Linked DNA regions of Mus musculus: region 1 is linked to region 2. The links are chromatin loops, found by intact Hi-C in ENCODE. Cell type or tissue: heart. All regions are shown on one strand. Links, peaks and the distances in the headings refer to the core of each region. The heading gives the core; the rest is flanking DNA.

Evidence for each region. Peaks named below come from ENCODE experiments on the same cell type or tissue, not always from the same donor. Only the 100,000 strongest peaks of a DNase experiment are listed, where the experiment ranks them.
Region 1: a loop joins it to region 2, with 4 times the contacts of the local background. A loop is called at or near these places in 12 of 42 quality-filtered maps.

What each region holds. Positions count from the first base shown.
Region 1 is chr9:105,127,745-105,136,079 of GRCm38, reverse strand. Nudt16 (nudix (nucleoside diphosphate linked moiety X)-type motif 16) reads left to right here and starts at 4,275. Exons shown (of 3, transcript NM_029385.2): 1 at 4,275-4,437; 2 at 4,518-4,787; 3 at 5,570-6,742. The coding sequence starts at 4,300. The coding sequence ends at 5,749. In heart, for the core only: no CTCF peak of the experiment used is centred there; a DNase peak (open chromatin) is centred at 4,289; H3K4me3 peaks cover 1,507 bases; H3K27ac peaks cover 1,384 bases.
Region 2 is chr9:105,048,918-105,057,252 of GRCm38, reverse strand. It overlaps Mrpl3 (mitochondrial ribosomal protein L3), which reads right to left and starts at 3,985. Exons shown (of 10, transcript NM_053159.4): 1 at 3,741-3,985; 2 at 2,648-2,832; 3 at 1,567-1,658; 4 at 130-228. The coding sequence starts at 3,832. In heart, for the core only: no CTCF peak of the experiment used is centred there; a DNase peak (open chromatin) is centred at 3,882; H3K4me3 peaks cover 1,678 bases; H3K27ac peaks cover 947 bases.

The DNA.
Region 1 (8,335 bases), core at 233-8,232, 79 kb before region 2:
GAAATTCTTCACAACACACCAAAGTACAGCACTGGAGACTTCCCATTCTCCAGAATGAGGAAAATAATTTTCACTTGTTCAGTTGTTGAGGCGGGGTTGGGAGTGGTTAACTACATCTCATCCTGAAGGGCCTCCTGCTAGGACCCCATGTCCCCAGTGGGCAAAGGGACTTCTTGTTGGGTAACAAATTTTGTATTAGATTTTTTTTTCTTGAGCCCAGTCATTGGAGGAAGGTTCCTTGCACTGTTAGTGGTTAGTCCTCAGAGATCTGTGTGAGGCTTCATGGGTCCTTGAGGGTAAGGTTCCAATTGACAGCAGCTCAGTTGTTAACATTGAAAATGTTGGTTTTGGCATTTTGTCTGCATAAGTGAGGATTGGATGCATCACACACACACACACACACACACACACACACACACACACACACACACACACACACACACACACACACACACTCATATATATATGAGCCATAAAGAGACCCAGGACCTGGAATGTGTTCTCAGAACGTCCAACAGCAGGGCTACCAGGGAACAGCTGGAAAGGTAAACTAGACCTGAAACTCCTGGCAGGAGAGTCTGAGGATGAGTTAATATCTTAATTTAGTACGGTATAGTTCTTAAAATAATGAGCCAGTTTTAAGGCGTTAATATTAACCAACGCTTTATTCAGATTCTCTTGGCTGTTACCTAATATCCTCATCTTTCTCAGATTTCAGGTGAGGCACATCTTTTGAGGTTCTCCTTTATTCCATAGGTACCTGTGGAAATTTTCATTTTTATTTTGATTGCCATAGATTGAATATTTATGTCCTCCGCACCAGTCCTTCAGTCCATATGCTGACATCCTAACCCCACATTGATATTTGGGGATAGGGGCCTTTGGGAGGGGACTATACTGAAATAACGCAGCCTTCATGAAAAGCATTAGTGACCTTGCAGGGGATCTGGAGAGCTCTCCAGAACCTTCTGAGATTTCAGCTACCAGGTGGCCTATGCATCAAGAACTGGGACCTCAGCAGACACCAAGTATGTCAGCCCCTTCGTCTTAGACTTCCAAGTCCCCAGAACTGTGTGAAATAAACTTTAGTTTGTAAGTCTTCCAGTCTGAGGAATTTTGTTCCAGTAACTCCAAGGAACTAAGACAATGCCTTGACAGTTTCAAGGATTACCTGTCAAATGGCGGAGGCTGGCTTGTTGCTTTCCTCAAAGTTTAGACCAGAGTTCTCTCCTTTGGGGGAGGGGAGACCTCAGGCAAAAGAGACATTATCATCACAACATATCTAGTCCCCTCTGTCAGTGTGACACAACAATGCTGGATGCTTACCTTGACACCATATGTAGCCCCCTCTGTCGATGTGACACACCTATGCCGGTTGCTGATCTTGATTGTCCCGCTAAGGTAGTGCTGGTTGATTTCACCCCCAAGCTACAAAGTTGCACTGTGGTTTTCTTCTTTTTGTACTGTTTACTCTTCGGAAGGAAGTTACTATGGAGCTCTGCTCTGCTGGAGGACAAAATAGCTGCTGAAATGATCTCTAAGTCTTCCAAGTGGAGGACCCTTTGCCGACCCTCAGCAGCTCATTCTGCATGTATCTGCATTCTAATATCAGGACAGGTATTTATTTTCTACTTTACATCATAAATAAATGAATAAACCAAAAGTAAAACCACGTTTGTTCTTCTGTTCCTCAAACTGGTTTTTGTTTTGAAAACTCAGCAGTGGCCTGTGGCTTTCTGTCTCAGAACAGTGCAGGGGTTCTCTTTTATTTGGGGGATTCTTTTTTTTTTTCTCTTTGAGGGAGGGCGTAAGGGTGGGATTGAGTTTCTTTCCTGACATCATAAGATGGTTGATGTTCACTGTATTTCACTGGGGATCTTTCTGGCTCTTCAGTGGAAGTTTTCTAAGGAGCATTGGTTTCTTTTGTTGGGCTATGATGTTATAAGCAAGTCCTGGACCCTAACTGAGTTGTTATCATCAGGCATCATGGGCTCTGTGGGCCTCTCAACTGACAGAGCAACGACAACAAGAACAAAAAAGTAAGGGGTTTATTAATCCTTGATGTAGGCATTCCCAATGCTGCTTTATGTAGATGCCTGTAGGGTTATATAGGCCAACTCAAACTCATATTAAGCTCATCCTGTTACTACAGAAAGTATAATAATTCTCTTCATTTGGAGGTGGCCCTTTTTAGTTATTATAGATTGGACCAAGATTTACAGTTTGTTTTATAAGAGTGGTAGTAATCATAGGTCTGATGTATACAATCCTGAACACCATATTTCTTATCACTCTGTTTGCATGAGGCTCTGTGTTAACTCTGTACAATACTGTAGCCCCGAGATAAGTCTGGTTTCTTTATAAATAAGGGGGGGGGCGCATGTAATTTGTTCGGGCTCCCTCACATCGGTCATGGTGGCTTTTCAAATGGTGTGTCTTTAAAAGCCAGGTTGGGAAGATGTCCTAGTCTATACATTCTCTGCCTTACAAGCATGAAGGTCTGAGTCTGGATCCTTAGCACCCCCACAAAAGCCAAGCATAGTGGGCGTGCCTGTAACTCTAGCACTGGGAGAAGGGGAGACGGGGGATCCCCAGAGTTTACTGACCAGATATTGTAGACCGTTAGTGAGCTCAGTGCATTAGTCACTTTCAAAAAATAAGGGGGGCTGGCAGTAGAGAGAGACACCCAGAGACACTCAGAATTGACCTCTGGCCTCCACACACATGTGAACATGAGCCTACGTGTCTTTTGAACACACATACATTTGTACATGCACATACACTGCACACATCCAGAAAACAAAACAAAAGAACCACCGTGTCCTCTTACTACCACCAGGAATTTTTTCTTGAAATTGGCCTGGGGTGGGGCTCTGGAATTGGAAGATATGAAGGGTTTTATAAGCTTCTTTCTTCTTCTTCTTCTTCTTCTTCTTCTTCTTCTTCTTCTTCTTCTTCTTCTTCTTCTTCTTCTCTTCTTCCTCTTCCTCCTCCTCCTCCTCCTCCTTCTCCTTCTTGTTGCCAGGTGATAATGTTTGACCAGGATGATTTGCCTGTCCCTTGGATGTTATCTGAGTAATGGCATCTGTATCGCACCTAACTCACCATGATGTGACTGCCTCAGTCAATGGCATCTCTGCCCTGCGACTCAGGGGACTGAGGCAAGATGTCCACAGGCTTTTCCTGATGGTGCCCTTATTCTTAGGATGCTGGCCTCAATCTTTGACATAAGACACAGCATCGAACCTCCACCCTCGAATCCAAGAATGGCTGCATTTACCATATGTCTGGCTCTGAGGAGAATTTTACTCCCATACTACGCTGGTTCCACCTCCACTAACAGGTCCTTAACTGGGAACCTGAGAGGGTTGAGTGGCTTCTACTAAAGTCACAAGCCTGTATCTGGGTGAGTTCTGAGCTCTACAACAAACTTTCAAGTCCAGGCTGTGACCTGAAGTCAGATCTTCTTTGAGTGTCACCTCTTCCCTTCCTTAAATACATACAGGTTCTTGATATATGGACTCAACTTCAGGTGGGGCAGCCTAGCTGAGGTGAAGGATCCTGAATGCCAGGATCTCAGCATTAGGCATTGAGTGTCCCCCATCTCTTTCCTATTTTTCTTCACAATTTAAAGTTCTGAGGGTATTTTAATTTACTCCTAGTGTGGTGGTGGTGGGGTGTCCTGTCTGACTCCTCCCCACTCTTTTCTGTGCTTTATTTCCTCAGCCAGCCACCCCTCCCCAATCTTACTGTGTGACCTGTGACATTTCCATGTCATTTTCCATGTACCAGGCGCCACATCACTACCCAGAGCCCACAGCCAATGCAGTTGGTTGTTGTAACCACATCCATTGGCCACTCCCCTTCCCCAAATGTGTTAGCTCTGTCCCTGTGCCCTCTTATAATCAGTCAATCCCCACATTTCCACCACTCAAGACTTGTTACACCCACCTCTCCTTTCCCCCATCACGCTAGGCTAGGAATAAGTTCTGAAGCCAGACTACCTTCCTCCCATCCCTAGACTCTTTGTTATGAACGGACCAACCCAGAACCGTTTTCTAAAAAATACGTTGTCCTTTGCACTGGCAGAACTCCTGCGTAAATTCTAACTCAGGTTCCAAAACACCTCCGGCCTGAGCCTGACCTTACCAAGCCTTCAGCCCCACCCTAGCCTAAGGGCCAATCCAGGGTGTCTTCGGAGCTCCTGAGAGACCCATCCTGATTGGCTGATGCGGAGTCTCGCAAAGCTCCGCCCCGAGGCGCTGGCCTCTGCAAGAACCCGGAAGTGCGAGCCTCGAGATGGAGGGGCATCGGAAAGTGGAGCTCAGCGAGGCCCTGGCGCTCGGGCCGGACTGGCGCCACGCCTGCCATGCGCTGCTCTACGCGCCCGACCCCCGCAAGCTGTTCGGCCGCATCCCGATGCGCTTCGCCGTGCTGGTGAGGACGCGTCATGCACGGCCGCTCCCCCGCCCCAGGGCTCGCGAGCCCGGGCCAACCATCATACCCTCCTCCCCCAGATGCAGATGCGCTTTGACGGGCGCCTGGGCTTCCCTGGCGGCTTCGTGGACGCGCAGGACAGCTGCCTGGAGGACGGGCTGAACCGGGAACTGCGCGAGGAGCTGGGCGAAGCGATGTCTGCCTTCCGCGTTGAACGCTCTGACTACCGCAGCTCACACATCGCGGCCAGACCGCGCGTGGTGGCCCACTTCTATGCCAAGCGCCTGACTCTGGAACAGCTGCAGGCTGTGGAAGCCAGGGCACCTCAAGCCAAGGACCATGGGCTGGAGGTGGGACCAGCCTGGGATCCACTCCAGCTCCAGTCTGTCCTCCCCCAATCCCCTTACCGAGAAAAGCCACTGGGTGGAGGAGATTTTGACCCTCCGACTTTGAATTCTTTCAAGTGGCATGAACTAGTTGGGATCTTGGTCATCTCCAGGCTAGATAATACCACCTACTCGGCCACCTTTAGCGGCCCCTGCAGAGAGCTTTTTAGAACACACATCCAAAGGTCTCTCCAGCTCTATGCTAGTGCACATGATACCCTAAGCTCTTGACTTTGGGTTCATATTTCCCTTAAGCAGACAGTGAGTCTAATGCTAGGGACGCCTGTGTGTAGAGGTGACCCTGAACCTGGGAGTGAGAGCGCTATTAAAACTGATTAGTGCGCACACTTTGACAGTGTTTAGACTGAACAGTCCATTGGAATCACTTGAGTTGGGTAAGGATGTCAGAGGAATACTTGGGTATTTGCATTTTTCTTGAGCACCCAAGTGCTACCTATACAGTGGTGTGAGTTCTGAGTTTTGAAATACTGCTACAGCCAGGCATGCCTCCTGGAGGCCGTCGCCAGTAAGGGTGAGGAAAAGGATGGAGAAGGATTGGCACGGATGGAGCTTGGAACCCAGCGTGGCTCACTTGTCCACAGAGTTTGGCTCTCTAAGCTCTCCTGAGGTGTGATTATTAGGCCCGGTTCTGCTTGGCTCTTCTCTGGAGAGTTCTGTTCCAAGGTAGATAAGGTAATGTGTTGAGGTTCTTGAGGTCCCACTTGTCCGATGTCTCCTTTTCATAGGTGCTGGGCCTGGTGCGGGTACCCCTGTACGTCCTCCGTGATGGTGAGGGAGGCCTGCCTGCCTTTCTGGAGAATTCCTTCATTGGAGCTGCCCGAGAGCAGCTACTAGAAGCCCTTCAGGACTTGAAACTTCTGGATCCTGGCATTATTGCAAAACTAAAGATCCCAGATTCTAAGTAGAATCGGACCAGCATGGACCCCTGGAACCCAGAGGGCCTTGGTATGAGGGAGGGAAGGACAAGTGGTCTCTCTTTGGGGTATAAAGGATTGTAGGTGGTGCCAGATTAGCAACAGGGAAGGATATGCACTGTTTTCAACGGAACACCTTGTCTGGTGGCATTAGGGATAAAAGGCCTTTGTAGTATCCCAGAGTCCTGCCTTATACATGGACAAACAGCCTGGAAGCTCCAGGTATGTATATGTGTAGTTCGTGGTCACACACAGCCTGACACACTGTCATCTGCCCAGTTTAACCATGATGTGGCATTTGGCACATCCCACTCCTTCCGGGTAAATGGGAGGGTTTCTTCCCCATCCGCTGTAAGGCTGCTGTCCTGTGTCCAGCCCAACCCATGCCTGTTAGGGAAGCAAAGGAGATGGCTTCTTTCTGAGAATTGTCCTGTGTTACCTGGGGCTTGAGCAGAGCAGTGGGTTTCAGAAAGTGACGTAAGGGCCTACCCAGCCCTGCGCTCTAACTGAGAGTTGGAATTGTCAAGGGCTTCTTAGGAGGCCTGAGACCTCAGTCCTGATACCTGTCTTCCTGCGTGTTCATCTTTGAGCTCCCATTGTCTCTGTCTAGCCTGCCCTGCTTAAAAAAAAACAACCAAACAAACAAACCAAAAAAAAACAAAAACAAAAACAAAAAAAAACCTAGAGGCATCTGGAAGAGTAGGCTGATATCTGGGCCTCCAAGTTCCAGAGCTTTTTCAAAAGGTACAGGTTAATACTTGCTCAGTGCTAGGTATGGTGACAGAAATAGAGACCCACTGCTCTTGTCTTTAAGACTTCACAGTGAGGAGTGAGCACACAGCATCATAAAGAGCACTACACAGTAAGAAGTAGAAGCCCCTTCAGTCACATGGTGTCCGTGGGAACCCTTTACTCTGCCACGTCAAACTTATCTGCATGATGTATAAATTTGTGGTTGTTGTGTCCCAGTAAAACACCAATTAAAAAAAAGCAGCTGTCTGGCTTCAATGACTTCAGCTGGGAAAGATAGGCTAAGGTTTGCGATGCCTGAGTTTGTAAGCATTCTGTTGACATTCTTTCACTTGGGTTCATCTGAAAAGGCCCTAGTAAAAATGGAAGAAGGGAAAGGAAGGGAGAAATCACATAGGGATTTGGAAAGAAGTTCCTGTTAGTCTATGCCTTTTTATTGGAGAAATTAGTCCATTGATAGTAAGAGATATTAAGGAAAAGTAATTGTAGCTTCCTGTTATTTTTGTTGTTCTGTTCATGTGGCTATCTTCTTTTAGGTTTGTTGAAAGATTACTTTCTTGCTTTTTTTAGGGCATAGTTTCCCTCCTTGTGTTGGAGTTTTCCCTTTATTATCCTTTGAAGGGCTGGATTCGTGGAAAGATATTGTATGAATTTGGTTTTGTCATGGAATACTGTGGTTTCTCCATCTGTGGTAATTGAGAGTTTTGCTGGGTATTGGAAAGAAGTTTCTTTTTTTTAAAATATTTTTTATTATTATGTATTTTCCTCAATTACATTTAGAATGCTATCCCAAAAGTCCCCCATACCCTCCACCCCCCCACTTCCCTACCCACCCATTCCCATTTTTTGGCCCTGGCATTCCCCTGTACTGGGGCATATAAAGTTTGCCTGTCCAATGGGCCTCTCTTTCCAGTGATGGCCAACTAGGCCATCTTTTGATACATATGCAGCTAGAGTCAAGAGCTCCGGGGTACTGGTTAGTTCATATTGTTGTTCCACCTATAGGGTTGCAGATCCCTTTAGCTCCTTGGTTACTTTCTCTAGCTCCTCCATTGGGGGCCCTGTGCTCCATCTAATAGCTGACTGTGAGCATCTACTTATGTGTTTGCTAGGCCCGGCCTAGTCTCACAAGAGACAGCTATATCAGGGTCCTTTCAGCAAAATCTTGCTAGTGTATGCAATGGTGTCAGCGTTTGGAAGCTGATTGTGGGATGGATCTCTGGATATGGCAGTCTCTAGATGGTCCATCCTTTTGTCTTAGCACCAAACTTTGTCTCTGTAACTCCTTCCATGGGTGATTGTTTCTAACGAGGCATGTGTGAAGGCCCTGAGGGGGGCAGAATCTTATCAGAACATCCCAGGACCCACTTCTTAATCAGGATCTTGGGATGTTCTTCATAGTCCAGGGACTGTTTTTTTATTTTTATTTTATTTTATTTTATTTTATTTTATTTTATTTTATTTTATTTTATTTTATTTTATTTCAAGACTGCTCCTGTGACTGATGTGGATCTTTTGAAAAGTCTCAAATTTCAAAATTCTCAAATCCCAGGGATGTAGCTCCTGTAGCTTTGCCTAGCATTCATGGGAGCCTGAGACCAGCCCCTGGCACTGCATAAATGGCATGGTGGCAAACACCTGTCACCCCAGTGCTCAGAGAGGAGGACCAGAAGTTTAAGATCCTCCTTGGCTACATAGTTGAAGGCCAGCCTGGGATTCATGAGAGCCACTCCAGAACCCCCTCATCTCCACCTTTTAAACAACTTAAGTCTCCATCGAATTGAGCTGGTAGATAGGGCCTGTCAGGAGAATTCAAGGAGGCTTTAT
Region 2 (8,335 bases), core at 39-8,038:
ATCTCTGCCAGCCAGACAGGCCTCAGGGTCAGTGTCAGTTTGTGACTACAGAACATTCTGCAAACATGAACGTATGTAGAGCTAAAACTAATAACATGTAGTATTTTAGGAATGAAAATATAGACTTACATAGAAGCGTGACACGGTTTTCCCGCCCACTGTCAGGGCTGCGATTTTTCCATTATGGTCTTCCTTGGGAGTGTATTTTAACACATGACAGTCTTGTACCTGAAAACAAACATAAAACCTGAGCTTGTAACGTGATCCACCAGCCACAGTGAGTACCTAGGACAGTCAGGATTACAGCAAAAATAATTATTTTTAAAAAAGAGTTATAATCCCATGACTGTGCCTGCCTCTCCCTAATCTTCACTTCTCAAACTGTGACCCCAATCAGCATGAGCATCCCCTGGGAATACGGTACAGTGAACCCAAGTCCCAGTCCAGACTTTAAACCTCTGGCTAAGTAAGGAGAGCTGCCTTTCGCTCAACACTGCATTTGCGAAGCTCACTTTCCTGCTATGTGTAACCCCATTCACTGCCCCAGACTGTGTGAATGGTCATCACCTGTTCTCCACACTGATGAACACTTAGGAATTCCAGTTCTAGGGTATTAAACACCATAGTGCCTGAGACAGTGCTGAAGAAGAACCATGGCATACACCTTCCGGGACTTCCCAGAGAACCCATCGAGACAATGACTACAGGGTTCATAGGCCTAAACTTGACACACAGTAATAAACTGCTTCTTGTGCGGTTGTACCAGTCTGCCATTATTGATCCACACTCAGACCATAATAGTTCATGAAGGCTCTGTACCTTGTTAACATTCTAAGCGTGCACAGCCTATATTTTAACCATCATCACACCTCTGAGATTAGACCCAGGACACTGAGCTGTCCAGAATGATCTAGAGTAATGGTCTAACTTCATCTGTGCTTTCTCTATAGTGAAAGCAGTTGAAAGTTTCCAGACACTATGCACCGTCTCTAGGAGCTGACATTTGTCATCTCTTGTGGTCCTCACAGTAACAGTGTGCAGTGAGGCCTAACTTTTCCTCTTATAGAATTATATCACTTAGAGAAGAGGCTAGAGCACTCATGAACATAGCAAGTGGCAGAGCCAGGATTTATCCTCAGAGCCTGAGTCCTTAACCATTTCAGAATGACTGCTCTTGGTGAATAAAATGTGGTTTCCCCGGAGGAAGCAGAGTCCTCTCTGACTGTCAGCAAGGAGATCACAATCACAGTCAGGGCCTGAACGAACTACTGTGAACATGATGGGCTTGAGACACTTTCTAAGAATGAATTAAGTGGATGATCCGTGAGGCTCTATGCTACCCTACCCTGCCTAGGCATTACTCCAAGTATTCTAATCCCATTGTGAGAAAACTGGTTTAGGCTAGAATCAACTTTCCTGGAACCGTCAGAAGCAAAGCTCTTTACTATTATCTGTCATATTCTTCTTTACCACACCGTTTTCTGTCTGGGATACACATTTCAACCAATGCAGGTTATGTGCACAGATCTTGGCACACACATATCCCTTATAAGCATGTTTTCTTACCTGTAGTAATGTGACTGCATGCTTTTGACCATCCTTGGTCCATAAAGGCATCATGCCTAGCTTCAGGGCGATGAGGCCAACTCTGAAAGAACCTGCCAACAAATATAATATATTCAAGACTACTTACAGATGTAATTATCTTCAATTATATTAGGTACAATATACTGGTGGTTAATAAATGTTTGTAAAATTAGCAAATGTAAGATAATTCTAACATTTCAGCTTTAAAATAACAGTATTCATATAATAATAGTATTAATATATATAATTCCATTATTATTCTTTTGTAGTTTTAGTTCCTGTCCAGCATTATCAATGAGAAAACATCTATTCCAATTCTAAGGCATTAAATGGTATTATACTACATACATGCCACAAGTTCTCTTCTACTAAGCTGTCCTCTATAAAGAACTTTTGGGGCTGGCACTGTAGCTCCATTGGCAGAGTGCCTGCCTTGCAAGGACAAGACCCTAAGTTTGATCTCATGTACTGCATAAGCCAGGTCTGAGGGTATATGCCTATAACTCAGCACTCAGGAGTTAGAAGCTGCAAACTCAGGAACTCAAGCCAGGCTAGACTTGAACTTTTGTCACTAGACAACAAAGTGTCTCAATAACTCCAGAGAACACACGTTCACAGGAAAAGCCCCATCCTGCCTGGTCTGGCCACCAATGGGTTTAGTGTATTATACTACATACATGCCATACATACATGCCATACATACATGCCATAGGACATGCTGATTCTGGAACTATGCTTCCCAAACAGCACACAAGCATCCCAACTGAAAGTAGCTGTATTAATACAGGACAGTTTACACTGGATTTTCCAGCCTCTTCTTCCTGGTTTCTACCTTTCATTTTATATTCTTTGTATCTAAAGAAGACAATATATGCAGAATGCTTCACCTCACACCTACAAAACACCTTCCTGAGGTCTTTTACTTATCTGGAAACAAATAAGCTGGCAGACGAAAGCAGAATGAAACAGATATGAAAATTCAAGATGTCATATGTCACCATTTTCATGCATCAAGCCATACTGTAATTAAGGGGTCACATCTCAAATCCCTACACCTCACCTGGTTCCCAGGGATGTAAAGGCCACGGCTCATCTTTCAAGGGATTCAGTTTACTTGTCAGCTGGGTTTTATTTTCATCGGAGACCAGTTGCTTAACAAAGGAGAGATTTTCTTCAGAAAGATGTTCATCCCACCAAGTACTACTCTTGCTGTGGAGATTTCTAACAAAGAACAAGATATTCTTTCTGGAAACAAAAACAATCAAGTCATTATTTCCATTTAATGTAGGGGAGGCCACAGTTAGATAATGCACTCACGGCCTCAGGGAATGGTGTGGTTTGTCCATTTTCCCTAACACTTCTTATAATAACACGGGGGCTTCTGCTTTAACCAAGAATGGTTACCCTGAAGGCTAAATTTATCTTTTCATTAACAATAAACAATCCTACCTAACTAATAAGAAACACATGAGTGACTACTAACCCACATGAATCTGTACTTGACAGTTTTCTAATGGAGTGGCATCGCCAATGTTAACAAACTACCAAATAAGCAGTTTTAAAAACAAAACTAAAAACCACAGAACACAACCCCTGTCCAGCAAATGCACTAAGAAGGAGATTAGCAGCTTGAGGCAAGGAAGGAAGGAAGTGTGTTTAATTTTTGCATACGGTGGGGGTGGATGAGAACCTAAATAAACCTCTGGGCAGTCTACTTTGGTTGGTAGTGAGGAAGTTCCAGCTTAGAATTACAAGTGATTTTCTACTCATTAGCTGAGTGACTTTGGACAACCTATTTCCCTTTAGTTTCAGTTTTATCTGAAAAACTTTCACGACAGTGGTCTGCTCACCGGACACAAGGCCTAATATAGGTTACAATACAAACACAACGTCTAGTCCAGCACTGGCTGGTTGGAAGACATTCTTGCTGCTGCTAATAGTCGCAGCTAACCCCTAATTCCTTGAACATTAAAACAAAACCCCACTACTCCTTCAAGGCTTTAGATTGAACGATGCTTTCTTAATTTTCTATGCTACCCCCTTGAACACATGGCCCCTTCCACTTCTAACCCTCTGCGGCAAAACCAAATCTCTGTTCAAGGACATAGTTGAGTGGGCGGCGCCCCCCGCCACCACCTCTTGCCCATACCCACCTTCTCTCTAAGCCGGGGTCAGCACCTAGGCCTCTGGCGCCACAGCCCAGCACCCGGGCGCCAGCCTGCGCCAGCAGCCTCCAACCCGGCATGGAAGTGGCCGGGCAGGGCTCGGCTCGCGACACCTCCCGCCGCGCCGCCGCGGAGCTTTCAGCAAGTCCCCAACCCAAACCCCAGGAGTTCGTAGTAGGCCTGGGACAGCAGTCACGCCGTTTGTCCGCCAATGCCCTCCGCGGAGGAAAAGCACAGCCGGGCCACTTCCGGTCCGTTTCTCAAAGCGGTCCGGGTAAAGACTCCATACCTGTAACTATGGTTCCGTATCCAAATGGCTCTACTTTGCCAATGGATTAGATGGTTGACTCTAGTGGTGGCAAAGAACGTTTGGGGCTTTAAACTTTAGGAGAATGTGACAAGAAAAGATAAAAATTTCTTTGTAAACTAAAGAAAGAGAAGTCACCTCCAATAATACTCACTGTGGGAAAACTCACTGTGCTAAGTAAGTCGCACTTTGGCAATTTTATATTGGTTAATCCCAAGACCAGCCCTTTAAAGAAGTTATTTCTATATTATAACTAAGGGAGCAAGTACTTAAAATTTATGTACATGCCAAAAACAGATGAACAGAGTTAACACTGAAATAGGACTGATGTATGCTAACAATAAAGTGGGGTCAAAACAAACAAAACAAACCAAAAACAACAAAACCGGACCACATGCAACTTTCGGGGCTGGAGCACAAACAGTCCCAGGCCGTTCTTCAACTCATCAAAGACCTTAAACCGGAATTGTCTAGAGAGGCAGCTCATAGAGTTGAGACCAGGTGCAATTGTTTCAGGAAAGAGTGTTACCATAAAGTTTCAGAATGATCGTGATACAGCTACAACAGTACTGTATCTTCTATGCCCCAGGTCGTCCTACCTTGTATGTGCTAGACATTCATTTCTCTACTCCAAAAACCCTATCTCAGTTACATCAGTGTTTTTGGAAAAGTAGAAACAGCAATTTGGCCTTTCAGCTTCCTCTTTAGAGAGAGAGAGAGAGAGAGAGAGAGAGAGAGAGAGAGAGAGAGAGAGAGAGAGAGAGAGCGCAAGCGAGCAAGGAAGAAAGGAAGAAAGAAAGAAAGAAAGAAAGAAAGAAAGAAAGAAAGAAAGAAAGAAAGAAAGGAAGGAAGGAAGGAAGGAAGGAAGGAAGGAAGGAAGGAAGGAAGGAAGGAAGGAAGGAAGGAAGGAAGAAAGAAAATTAAAGACCTGGGTAACCTGCTTTAGAAAGTTTAGAGAGTTATTGCTTAGACGTGAGGGCTCAAAATCGTTGCCTGTTCTTCCACTAAGTGCTGTTGTGGGTACCTTGACAGCTTCTCAGTAATATTTTGAGACTCAGAGAAAAGAATGCATCACTCTGTCCTTGCTACCTGACTTCACAGATACTTAAGATAGGCATATTCATTGAGCCTTGACATCTACTATGCATGAGAATAAGAGAAAACAAAACCTACTATCACCAATATCTAGTGTTTTGTATGTCTATAGTATACAATAGTCTGTGTTCAGTATTGTATGTGTCCATCAGTCAATGGTATCCAGGAGGTCACTAAACTTGTAGGAAGGCCAGTTTAAGTAGCTCAATGCAACAAGAAGGACTATGTGCCTGGGGCTGTCAGTGTAGAAGTAAGTTGAAGAGCTTTATTACATGATTTGGGCTTACTCCAGGTGTTTTTTAATGTATTATCAAGGAAATGAACATATGTTCAAAATGGATGCTATGAAGAATTAAAGATAGTTCAGCAATTAGGCGTCTTAATTTTTGTTCTGGTGGCAGGAAGACCAAATTATGGGTTGAGAACAATTGGTGAACCTGTTAGTCATGTTTTTAGCAGCCTCTAGAAATACCGTGTTGATGTTTGGATGTAAAGACAGCAGTATGGGTGGTAAGAGGATTCATTTCATTCTCTCAGTATATTTTCCCACTTAATTTTTGTAATAACCTCATGCAATGATACTGTCATTATCCCAACTTAGGCAAAGGGAGATTGCATTACTTCTATAATATTACCCAGCTAGTAAGAGGTAAAGACAGTGTCTAAAGAGTGGCAGTATCACAACAGGGATGTTTTTCTAGACATTTTATTTGTTTCTCAGGAGTATCTGTGTTACTGTCCTGGCCTTAGAATTCCTCTAGCAATAGAGAGGAAAGCAAGTAAGTATACCCTATGCAATGGACTGGGGTGAGGGAGCATCCAGGTTAACCTTTGTTTCTTGTGCCAAGTTTTACCTGACCCAGAATGGGGACATTGTGTCAATGAAACCAATGATAGGCGCCACTGCCAAAGTGAATTGAAGAAAAACCATAATTTGCTGTCCTGATTGACAACTGGGGCACGGCATTGTCGTTACTCTAGATTTAGTCATTGCTGTGTACTTCTAAGTGACAGTCCCAGGTCCCAAGAGACCTAGCACTGGTTTCCTTAGGGGATACGGGATCAGATTTCAAGCTTTCCATAACTTGTGATGCTACTCCTAAGAAACTGCCACTCTGCCTTGGTAAGACTTCATTTCTCACTGGAGCAGAGATAACCGCCCCAGTCTCTTTTTAATATGACATTTCTGAGGTCCTTACCCCACTAATTCAGACCAAAGCTGATGAAAGAAACTTTCTGCTCATAAAAGTAAGAATAAAGCTATTTCCCCATTCTGAATTACTACATGCATGCTCAGAAAAGAGAAACCATCCATCATAAGAGTGTGTTTCCAAGCCAAGCTTCACTAGAGATACTGTCCTTGTGTGTTCCTACCATGTGCTTCTGCCACAGAGTCTCAATGATATTTGTGATGCGTTCCATGTGGTTGGCTTATTGCATAATAAGAACAACAACAATTTCATCTTCAGGTGATTATATTTTAGTGGCCATTTATGAGTCATTTAATAACATACATTATACTTGAAATTAAAAGCCTTTAATAAATTAGTTTAGTCTTTACATTATCCTAGGCCTTATTCTATTTTTCCTAAGATGTGGTGAATTAGAATATTTTCAGATTGTTAGCGGTGTTATTAAGCTGCAACACCTCTGGTGGTGGGAGAGAGAAAATGCAGTATAAGAGATTCTGGACTTGGAGATTCCATTGCTGGCTGAAACCAAAAGCCTAAAAGGCCATGGTGTAAAGTCCCCAGATGCCCATTCAACCAGGAATGCAAGATCAAGATACATTCGAGCTTTGCCATAAGATTTTCAGGACATAATCTTTATTTTTACTATGCCAGGCCCAGACTTCAGGGTTTCAGGAAACTATCAAATGGAAATATATTTAATTTGAGGAAAGCAAAAGGAAGAAGTGAAGGAGAAGGGAGTAAGAGGAATTGGAGTGGGAGAGGAACAGGAGGAGGACACAAAAGAGGAGGGCAGAGGAGGAGAAGGAAAGAAGGAGGAGAAGGAAAGAAGGAGGAGAGGAACGGCAGCAACTAGAGGAAGCCACCACCAGTGTGGCTATGTCTGACATTTTAAAAAAGTATTCCAGAATCTCGTCTCCTTCTGTTATTTTTTAATGTAGTTGTGAGATTTAATATGATACCAATGTGCATTTCTTTAATTTTTTTATTGTTATAAAAGTATTAGCAGTGGAAAACAGAACACCACACACCAGTGAAACACATGGCTCCAGTCGAGGCCATCTGGCTTGCTTCCCTCCTGGTGCCAGACCATTATTGCAATGCTCACCATCTACATTTGCAATTGCATGAAACTCAAAGAATAGGTAACTTCCCCACTTAGCAAACAACAGACAAGCAAACCCAAGCAGACCATCCAGCTTTACTGTTTGGCTCCTACTGTGAAATCACCAGTACTCAAGTGGCTCATGGCAGGGAAGAAGGGAGAAGCAAACAGACAAAACTGTGTATCCACAGGGAGATGTACAAACGACTTGAAGAGGATTCTCACAGAAGAGGTAATGCGAATTATCCCTTGAGGCGAGAGGAAGGTTTTTCCAGGAGTAGAGAATGGACATTATAAAGAAAGGAACACAATTACTGCAAAAACAAGAAACTGACCTGAAACTCTGGGCTCAGAACAGCCACTGCTGTACTATCTGTAAGGATTCCCTTTGCCAGGGTTGTAGAAGGGACATGGTAAAGATAGCTTGTTTCTTCTATAGTTTCTCAGGCATTGGTTGGAACGAAGATGACGGCTGATGCCAGCTTGGCTTTCAGGCTTATTATTTACTCTGTTTATGATGGTAGACGGGCAGATATTGCTTTTGTGGCTGAAACTCATGTCTAGTCTCTGCTTGTGCTTCCTCACAACATGGTGGTTAGCTTCTAAGCGCAAGCCTTGAACACGCATAGGTTGTGCAATCCACTTTGACCTAGCTGTGTGAAACACGTGGTGTGATTTTACTTCCACCACAAGGGCAAGGGTCACCCTGAATGGGAACATGGCAAAGCTACACTATAAAAAGAGCACGTGAGCCGAAAGACCTTGTGAGCATCTTCAGAGCCACAGACATCATATGTCCAGGTAGATGAGTAGGGTTGGCTTTGGGCTGTAGGGACAGGACTGATGGCTGAGTGCCATGACGGAGTGATCCTGTGAAACATTTCAG